2 separate regions of the Homo sapiens genome follow, and region 2 is linked to region 1. Evidence: chromatin loops called from intact Hi-C (ENCODE). Cell type or tissue: PC-9. All regions are shown on one strand. Each heading gives the region's core, and the rest is flanking DNA. Links, peaks and the distances in the headings are about the cores only.

Region 1 (4,394 bases), core at 325-4,324:
GTAGAAGAACTGAAACAAGAAGGCACAGCATCACCCTGTTTGACCCCAGCTGGGAACACATCTATCAGATGACTCAAATGTTTTCTTGCTCTGTGCATGTCTGCAAATGACCATGAAAGCCACCTATACTGATTTTGGGGTTACAAAATCTGTCATATGAGGACCTAATGCCTAGAGTCATTGATGCCATGTTGTGTTTAAGAGGAGGCAATGAAGAAAATTGCAAAGATGCCAAGCTTGTATTCCGATATCAATGAGTTGTTTCATGTAATTTGGTACCAACTAGCTCCAGGCTTCATGTTAGATGAGATAATTAAATGTTCATTTATGGCTAAAGCAACTGCTGGTTGTGGTTTCTGTGACTTGCAACCCAAAGATATTCCTAATCAATGCCATTGGCTGACATCATCATGTTATTAGTAGAGTTGGGCTTGAATGTAAATCTATTTGGCTCCAAAGTCCCTCTTTCTTTTTTCCTTAATTTTTTATTATTTGAGAAAGGGTCTCACTCTGTTGCCCAGGCTGGAGTGCAGTGGCACAATCTTGGCTTACTGCAAATTCCATCCCCTGTCTCAAGAAACCCTCCCATCTCACCTTCCTGAGTAGCTGGGACTACAGGTACCCTTTTTTTTTTTTTAAGTAGAAACAAAATTTCACCATGTTTTCTAGGTTGGACTCAAACTCCTGAGCTCAAGCAATCCGCCCGCCTAGCTTCTCAAAGTGCTGAGATTATAGGCATGAGCCACCCCACTCAGCCACCCCAAAGTCCCTCTTTCTATTATATTGTGCTACCTTCCTTCCTCTTTAAACAGTCAGTGATCAATTCCCTTAAAATACTTTTAAGTTTTTTAAGGGGAGAGTCCAGGTCCTGTGTAATACCACCTTGTTTCTATAAGACCATTAAGATCATTTTTAATTTTTCTCTGGTCTTCCGGACTACTAAGCATATTACCTTATTTAGTACCATTATCAAATTTAGTTAATGCCATTTTTACTTTTCTCCACTTATTCATAATGATAGAGAACAGAATTGTCTCCAAGTCAACCTCAAAGAAATACCATTTGAGTTTGAACTTCCCTTCTCCCCATCCTTGCACCCCCAGCATGCCTCCCTCTGAGCTGTCTGTGCATCTGGCTAGCCCTAATACTAGTGATTCTTGCCACCCACTCTGCTGCAGCTGGCAAGGACCAGAGGGCCTGGATGCTCTCTTTTTGCTTCACGAACCTCTAAAGAGTACTCAGGCTGGAAACTGCTCCATCTATTCTACTAGTTGGCTTAATTTTACCAATCACCTAAAAAATCACATAGCAAGTTAAGAAGTTTTGCTGCTTATACAACCTGAATTCCTACAGTAAAAAGAATAAGGCTAGTACTAACTGCAGTAAGCTTTTAATATCCCATACAATATATCATCCTTCCTTAGGAAAGACTTGACTGCTAAGCAACATGATTATGATGTTATCACTTTCAGAAAAATTGGGGTAGAGAAGGCCCTCCAAAATGGTGTTTCATTCCAAATCAATAGGTTTCTTGATCCCAAACCACAGAAATGGACCTTGATAAACTTAAGCAAAAAAAGAAGTTCAGTAATAAGTCCTGGATAGCTCACAGAATAAAATATAGTATTGAACACTCAGAAGGATGGGAAGGGAACAGCTTTGGGAATCTTGGTAACTGGGACTAATCCATAGGCCCTGCTGGTCACTACCATTGGAATGACACAAAGCCACAAAGATCATTCATTCTAAGCAGATCACATGGAATAGGGAAAGAAGAGTTTCCCCAAGAAAAGTGGGACTCTTTTCAAAAGATAGAGGGAGGAATACTCAGTGCACTAGTGTGCGTGAGTGTGCACGTATGTGTGTTGTGAATGAAGAGAGGAAAAATCCATTGACTGAAACTCTTTATGTTGCAGGCCAAAAGGAATCACAGGAGCAGAATTTGCATCTAAATGAAGGCAACAAGGAGACCATAGAAAGGTGTTACTTCCCAGACTTTACCAGCTACTAGCTGTCATGAAACATCTAAAAAACTGTTTTGAAAGTTAGGAAGTTTTGTCATTTGGAGAGTGCTAGATGTCCTGGAGAATGGGAGATGAGGTTACATAAAACTGAAATGTGCCTAGAATACTGACTACAATCAGCTTGAAATTTCCCCAAGGAAGCCCATGAGCTGTAAGCGTCTACAGATCTGGTACTGACATGCACAATTTGGCCATGCCCAGCCTGGCAGGCATCAGGGCAGCCTCAGAACCTACTCCCTAGTACCCTCTGATGACTACCTCCAGCAAAATGCACTTGACTCACCGTCTTCTGCACTGGGGAGCTCAAATTATCTCTGTGGGGGAGGTGGAGGCCTTGCCAGACTATCCACATTGCTTAACTTCTTAGTCAGTGCTGGAGAGGTTTTATGTTACAAAGGGTAATGAAACTTAGCCTGAGGGCCCAGAATGGTACTACAGTGTACATTTTGTCATTGGGTAGCTTCTTTAGCTTTGTATAATCAGAATTTTCCCCTTTCCTTTATGTAACTGTTTAAAGCAGAAATCAGAGTCCCTGGCTCCTAAGTTAATGGCAAGGAGGGGAAATGGAGGCAGTGAGGAACACTACCTGTGGCAGTAGTCATTGTCGTCACTTCCTGCCCCTGTCACCAACATTTCTGCAAGTGGCACAACCATCTGTCCATTCAAGACTGGCTATATCATTTGTACAAACCAGCGCAACATGAAAATGTGGCACTTCTTATTCAAAACTTATCATGAATTTCAAGACTGCAACAGCAGAGCGTAAAACCAACTGTGGACCACCCTGAGTTCAAGACCTAAGTAAATGCTTAGGTTGCATTCCCATGAAGCCAGCCCTGTGGCCATTACTCCCAGCCCACTCTTAAATTTCCAGCATTTAAACTATTTATGGAGCCTAAGAGTTATTCTTTTCTCTCTTCCCGATCTCTCCCAGGGCTGTGTCTATTCACAAGTTTCATATGGAGGTATCAAAGTAAAGAGAATGTAGTAGAGAGAAGAAAATACTTCTGTTAGTCAGGGTTCTCCAGAGAAACAGAACCAACAGGATGTACATGTATAAAGAGTTATACTATAAGTCATTGGTTCATATGGGTATGGAGACTGAGAACTCCCACAATCTACAGTCAACAAGTTGTAAACCCAGGAGAGCCAATGGTATTATTTTGGCTCAAGTCTAAAGGCTTGAGAACCAAGAGAGCTAGTGGTACAAATTCCAGTCCAAGTCCTAGTCCAATAACTGTGTCTAGACTGAAGGCAAGAGAAGATCAATGTCCCAGCTCAAAGACAGGCAAGGAGAGCAAAGTCTTCCTTACTCCATCTTTTTGTTCTATTCAAGCCTCCAATGGGTGGGATGAGGTCCACCCATCCTGGGGAAGGCAATCTGCTTCCCTCAGTCTACTGATTCAAATGTTACCCTCATCCAGAAACACCCTCACAGACACACATCCAGAATAACATTTAATTAAGTACCTGGGCATCCCCTTACCCAGTCACGTTGATACATAATACTAACCATCAGAATGCTTTTCTCTCTTTCCTCTGCCCATCACTAGAATTCCCATGGTCGTTTTATTCCCTCCAATAGAAGATGAAAACTAGGCCTGGCTTTCAAGATAACAAAGAAGCCTAGGAATAAAATCTGCCTATGCACACTTGCCTCCAGCCTGTCCTCCTTACTCGGAAGTTGGCAGGTTGATTCATGGTCTATACTCCACTAGAAACTTCCTTCTATTCTGTGCTGGGCATCAACCCCTCATGATTCAGAGTTGTGTTTTCTTGGCTTCCCTGAGCCTAACTACTTGGTACAGCTAATCCAGCAGAAAATCTCAGTAGACCATTCTACACTTCTTCACACCCATTGCGTAACTATTTCCATAGAAACTTCCTGATAACAAAACTAAACTATTTTTTCTTTTTTTGGTCATTTCATCCATTTGTGATACTGGGGCTAGAGCTAACAAGTCAAACAGGAGGAGCCATGATAGGTCACTGGAGACATTTGGGAGCACACAGGGAGTCAGGACTTGCCTGTACTTGCTAGAGGGGTAGGGTTGCTTCCACTAAGATATCTTGGCTGCATCTGCTTGGTGGGGAGGAAAGAGTTTGGTTTTGGAGTAACCCCTGCCTAAATCATTGCTAACTCACTCTGTGGCTTTGGACACTTTCCTTAGTACTTCTATCTGGGCCTCAGTTTCATCATCTGCAAAATAGGGAGGCTGGTATCTATGCTCTGAAATTGCTTTGAAGATCATAGATAAATGTGTGAAACACCTGGCATGTAATAGAGCCTAAGGAAATAGTTACAGTCCATCTCCTTGTTCTACAACTAGATCTTGCTGATTCATTCTAAAGAACAGGAGAGAAATGAGA
Region 2 (4,394 bases), core at 171-4,170, 57 kb before region 1:
ACATCCTATGGGGGTAAAAGTGGATTAAATTGTCCTAGAGCTAAATTAGGAACATTTCCAAAAAGTCAGAAAGCAAAGAAGATTTTACAAATTGCAAAGACCCATAAGAAATTTATTTCGTGAAAACTAATGTAGTATGGTGGTAAAATGCTTTGGCTCTCAAGCCAGACAGACATAGATTTGAGTTCTACTAGCTGTGTGACCCCTGGAAACCTCAGCTTTATCTTCTGAAAAACTAGAATAATAGTAGCCTCCTCATAGGGTCGGTATGAGAGGTAGATTTGAAAATGCATGAAAAAGATTTAGCACCGTGCCCAACACGTTAACGGAATTCAATAAATGCTTGCTGTTATTTTGAAGACAGTTTTCTGGCTGATTCATGTACTAGGAGTGCTATAATTGTAATTTCCTAAAAAGATTTTTAAAGTATTATTATTAATGGGCCTGACAATTTTTAGGCATTTAATAAATGATACCAATAAAGATCTATTTTGGCTGGGCGTGGTGGTTCATGCCTGTAATCCTGCACTTTGGGAGGCCAAGGGCAGGCAGATCACCAGAGCTCAGGAGTTCGAGACCAGCCTGGGCAACATGGTGAAACCCCGTCTCTACTAAAATACAAAAATTACCCAGGCATGGTGGCGCGTGCCTGTAGTCTGAGTTCAAGCAATTCTCCTGCCTCAGCCTCCTGAGTAGCTGGGACTACAAGGCAGAGGTTGCAATGAGCCAAGATTGCACCACTGCCCTCCAGCCTTCATGACCAAGTGAGACTCTGTCTAAAAAAAAAAAAAAAAAAAAAAGATGTATTTTATAGATTACTTTGGCTAATGGAGCATCTTTCAAACTTCTTTGGTTGAATCCATGAGAAGAAATATATTTTATAATGAAACTCATCACATATGCTTGTGTGTGTGCCTGCGGTTATAGCTGAAAAAAAAATGCCCATGAAATAGTACATAACCTTCCTACATGCAATGCACTTTGATATTTTCTATTATATTTTTTAAATGGTGGTCATAATCTAATCAATTAATTTTACAACCCACTAAAAGGTTAAGACCCACAGTTTCAAAAACATACAGCATGGGGCCATCCAATTGAGCATCCTGTCCACATGATTGTCTCTTACTTCTAACACAACCATTCTTTGCCATTTTGAGACCTATAACACCTTTCATTGTCCTTTATTTTATGTTTCTATGTCCTGGATCCTTAATTATATCTTTTGAAATAAAAACAAAGTTTTAGGTCAGGCAAGGTGGCTTATGCCTGTAATCCTCAGCACTTTCGAATGCCAAGGAGAGTGGCTTGACTTGAGCCCAGGAGTTTGAGACCAACCTGGGCAACATGGCAAAATCCTGTTTCTACACAAAATTAAAAAAAAAAATTAACTGGGCATGGTGGTGCATGCCTGTAGTGCCATCTACTTAGGAGGCTGAGGTGAGAGGATCACCTGAGCTCGTGAGGCCAAGGCTACAGTGAGCCACGATCGTGCCACTGCATTCCAGCTTGGGCAACAGAGTGAGACCCTGTCTCAAAAAAATATGTTTTTATTCTTACTTGGAAACTCACAATTTTCTATCACAATGGAGGAAACAAAAGAACTCTCGAAAATTGTTTTCAGAGGGAAGTGAGTTTATATTTGCAGAAAATTTAAGGGAGTAGATTGTTCTGTCTTCCACAGGAAATTTCATGACACAAAATATAGAAGATAATCCGAAGCAAAAATTATCTGCCTGTTGAGGTCTGAATCAGGATGTGAAAGTTGCTCAGAGACAAGACATTGAGCAAAATATATGAGGAAAAAAATATTCAGTCCTACTGGTTCCTATCTCCACCTACCCACCTCACCAGGATTGCTAATGGTGATTGCTAGTGGGCTGTATTCCAAGGACTTAGTATCAAGTAATTTAAGATTTTCTGTTGTATCTCGACCCAAGAAGAATCAATCTTCTTGACTCTTCTCCCCCTGACTACACACATTCAAATTTTGTAAAGTATGATTCCCTCTTTCATTGACAGAAACACAACCAATATCCACAGTTTTTGCTTAGATGACCTACAAACATGTAAAGCTGTGAAAATCCTAGGAAATGACTCCAATGCAAATAAATGCCAGCTCCAGAACTCTACCTGCATTCCTGAGCCAGGATGGAACTGTCCTGAGCCAGATGAGACCAACTTGCAGAATTCCACATCCTGAGACTTCCTTTCCTTTCTGTTTCACACACATATTTTCTAATGTTAGTGTGTATAACCTGCTGACCTTTGCCCCCACTGGAATTTCTGAGCAAGCTACACATGCTCAGCAGGGTTAGGGAAGTAATTTGAGTTTCAACCACAGCGTTTTTAATTTTTTTACTTTAATCTTTATCCTTCAAACATGATGCCTTAGATACATTCTACCCCCCAAAATCTCAAAATATTAGTGGTAGAATGGTGACCCCTTCTCTCCCTTTTTCTTTTTTTTTTTCTCTCTTCCAATTTGCTGATTTTCCTACATTTTCTTCAATGAATTATGAGGTGAGGGAGATTTTCTTTAATTGCTTGAGGAAAAATTATACTCTTCTTCCTCTTAAAATATCAAGGAGCTTGCGCAAAGCTCTTAACTGGTTTGTTCTTAGCTGAGTATCAAAGGCAAGGTCAGAAGAATATGACACTTTTATGTATAGTAGCAATTTTTTAAGATAGGCTTTCTTTCTAAGCAGCTTAGGTCCTTCAGGTTCATATCCTGTATCCCTTTGTCATTTGGTAGCGCTAAGCCTCAGTTTTCATATCAGGAAAATGAAACTAATAATAGTTTATTATTCATGGTGGTGTTGAGAAGGATTACATCAGATCATCACAGCATGCATGCAGCACACTCATGTCCCCTGATCAAGCACACTTGTAAACATTTTCATTATTTTTATTGTTACTTTTGCCTTGGGATTCCTCTTCCAAAGCCAGAGCCCCTAATCCTGGATAGAAAGAGGACTCCAGCAGCATAACAGAGGCAAAGCTTTACTCCTAGCCTTCCCAGAGATTTCTCCCCAATGAACAGCCAGTCTTGTGACTGGAAACTGTGGGAAAGACCTCTAAGATGAAGATGTAATCTAGTGAGTATCCCATGACAGACCATCAAACCCACTGAATAAGACTGGACTGCTGCTCCAAACAGGCTCCCCAGGGACAAACGTTTACCCTGCCCTTACTAACAGTCCCCAAAAAGCATGCTGTCAGTGACAGAGTGAAGGTGAGTGAAGCCCCCCTGAAGATGCCCCAGCGGGGAGGTGCACCCACAACATGGGTATGAGGAGCGGATAACGTGAGGTAAAAGGAAGCCTGGGTCTGCAACTCATGTTGACAACATTACCCAGATTTCCCCAGACCCCACAGCTTTAACCCTATGTCCTAGAACCATGAGCTGGGAACACATGAACTCAGAATGGGGTTCACACATATCCCCAGATCCCAGAGTTTCCTGCCAGGCCTCTTGACTGGGAAATCTTTGCAGACCCTTATGGAGGTGCCAAGGCCATCTCCAAATTTTCCAGATTTATTGAAAAGATAACTTCCTGGCTGGGAATGTTCAAAGTAAACCACTAAACTGGAGAGGGAGAGACTTTCAGATTCCCTAAGGCCAGCTCACTGTTCTTTTGAATGCCCTTTACCATACCTAAGCCTTTAGAGACACTGGTGAAGTAAATGGTGAACTCTGGCTACTCTCTCAACCCAGAAGATTAGTCTAAGAAAGGTTTTCATGATATAAATGTTAGAAACTGATTATCTAGGCCAGGCGCGGTGGCTCACGCCTGTAATTCCAGCACTTTGGGAGGCCGAGGCGGGCGGATCATGAGGTCAGGAGATCGAGACCATCCTGGCTAATACGGTGAAACCCTGTCTCTACTAAAAACACAAAAAATTAGCCGGGTGTGATGGCGGGTGCCTGTAGTCCCAGCTTCTGGGGAGGCTGAGGCAGGAGAATGGCGTGAACCCGGGAGGCGGAGCTTGCAGTGAGCTGAGATCACGCCACTGCACTCCAGCCTGGGCAACAGAGCGAGACTCCGTCTCAAAAAAAAGAAACTGATTATCTAAACCTCAATCTCAAGAAATGGAGCTGCAGACACAGCATAACATTCCCCTGCATTTCTCAGTCTCCAAATTTGGGCCCAGAGCCCTGGAGACCCAGGAGGCTGAGAAGAGCAAAACAAGACATTTTGCCTCATGCTTCATTCCCATCTCCTGCAATTTCCTGTCAAATCTGCAGCTGTTTTCTACACCACGGCTTTACAAGGCTCATAGTAACCTCTCTCAGACAGAGGAAGACTCTAGGGTTCAACTGGGTCATCCTCCTGCCTCTCAGCAACTACACCCAACTCGTGAGATACACTCACATCTTTGTAAATTTGACT

Evidence for each region. Peaks named below come from ENCODE experiments on the same cell type or tissue, not always from the same donor. Only the 100,000 strongest peaks of a DNase experiment are listed, where the experiment ranks them.
Region 2: it touches region 1 in a loop (7-fold over the local background); 2 of 110 quality-filtered maps call a loop at or near these places.

Annotation. Positions count from the first base shown.
Region 1 is chr6:47,166,067-47,170,460 of GRCh38, forward strand. No RefSeq gene overlaps it. Among named protein-coding and RNA genes, the nearest start is that of ADGRF1, 130 kb to the left of the region's middle. In PC-9, for the core only: no CTCF peak of the experiment used is centred there; DNase peaks (open chromatin) are centred at 2,345 and 3,885; H3K27ac peaks cover 4,000 bases.
Region 2 is chr6:47,109,685-47,114,078 of GRCh38, forward strand. No RefSeq gene overlaps it. Among named protein-coding and RNA genes, the nearest start is that of ADGRF1, 70 kb to the left of the region's middle. RefSeq lists an enhancer at 3,394-3,563. In PC-9, for the core only: no CTCF peak of the experiment used is centred there; a DNase peak (open chromatin) is centred at 2,247; H3K27ac peaks cover 3,834 bases.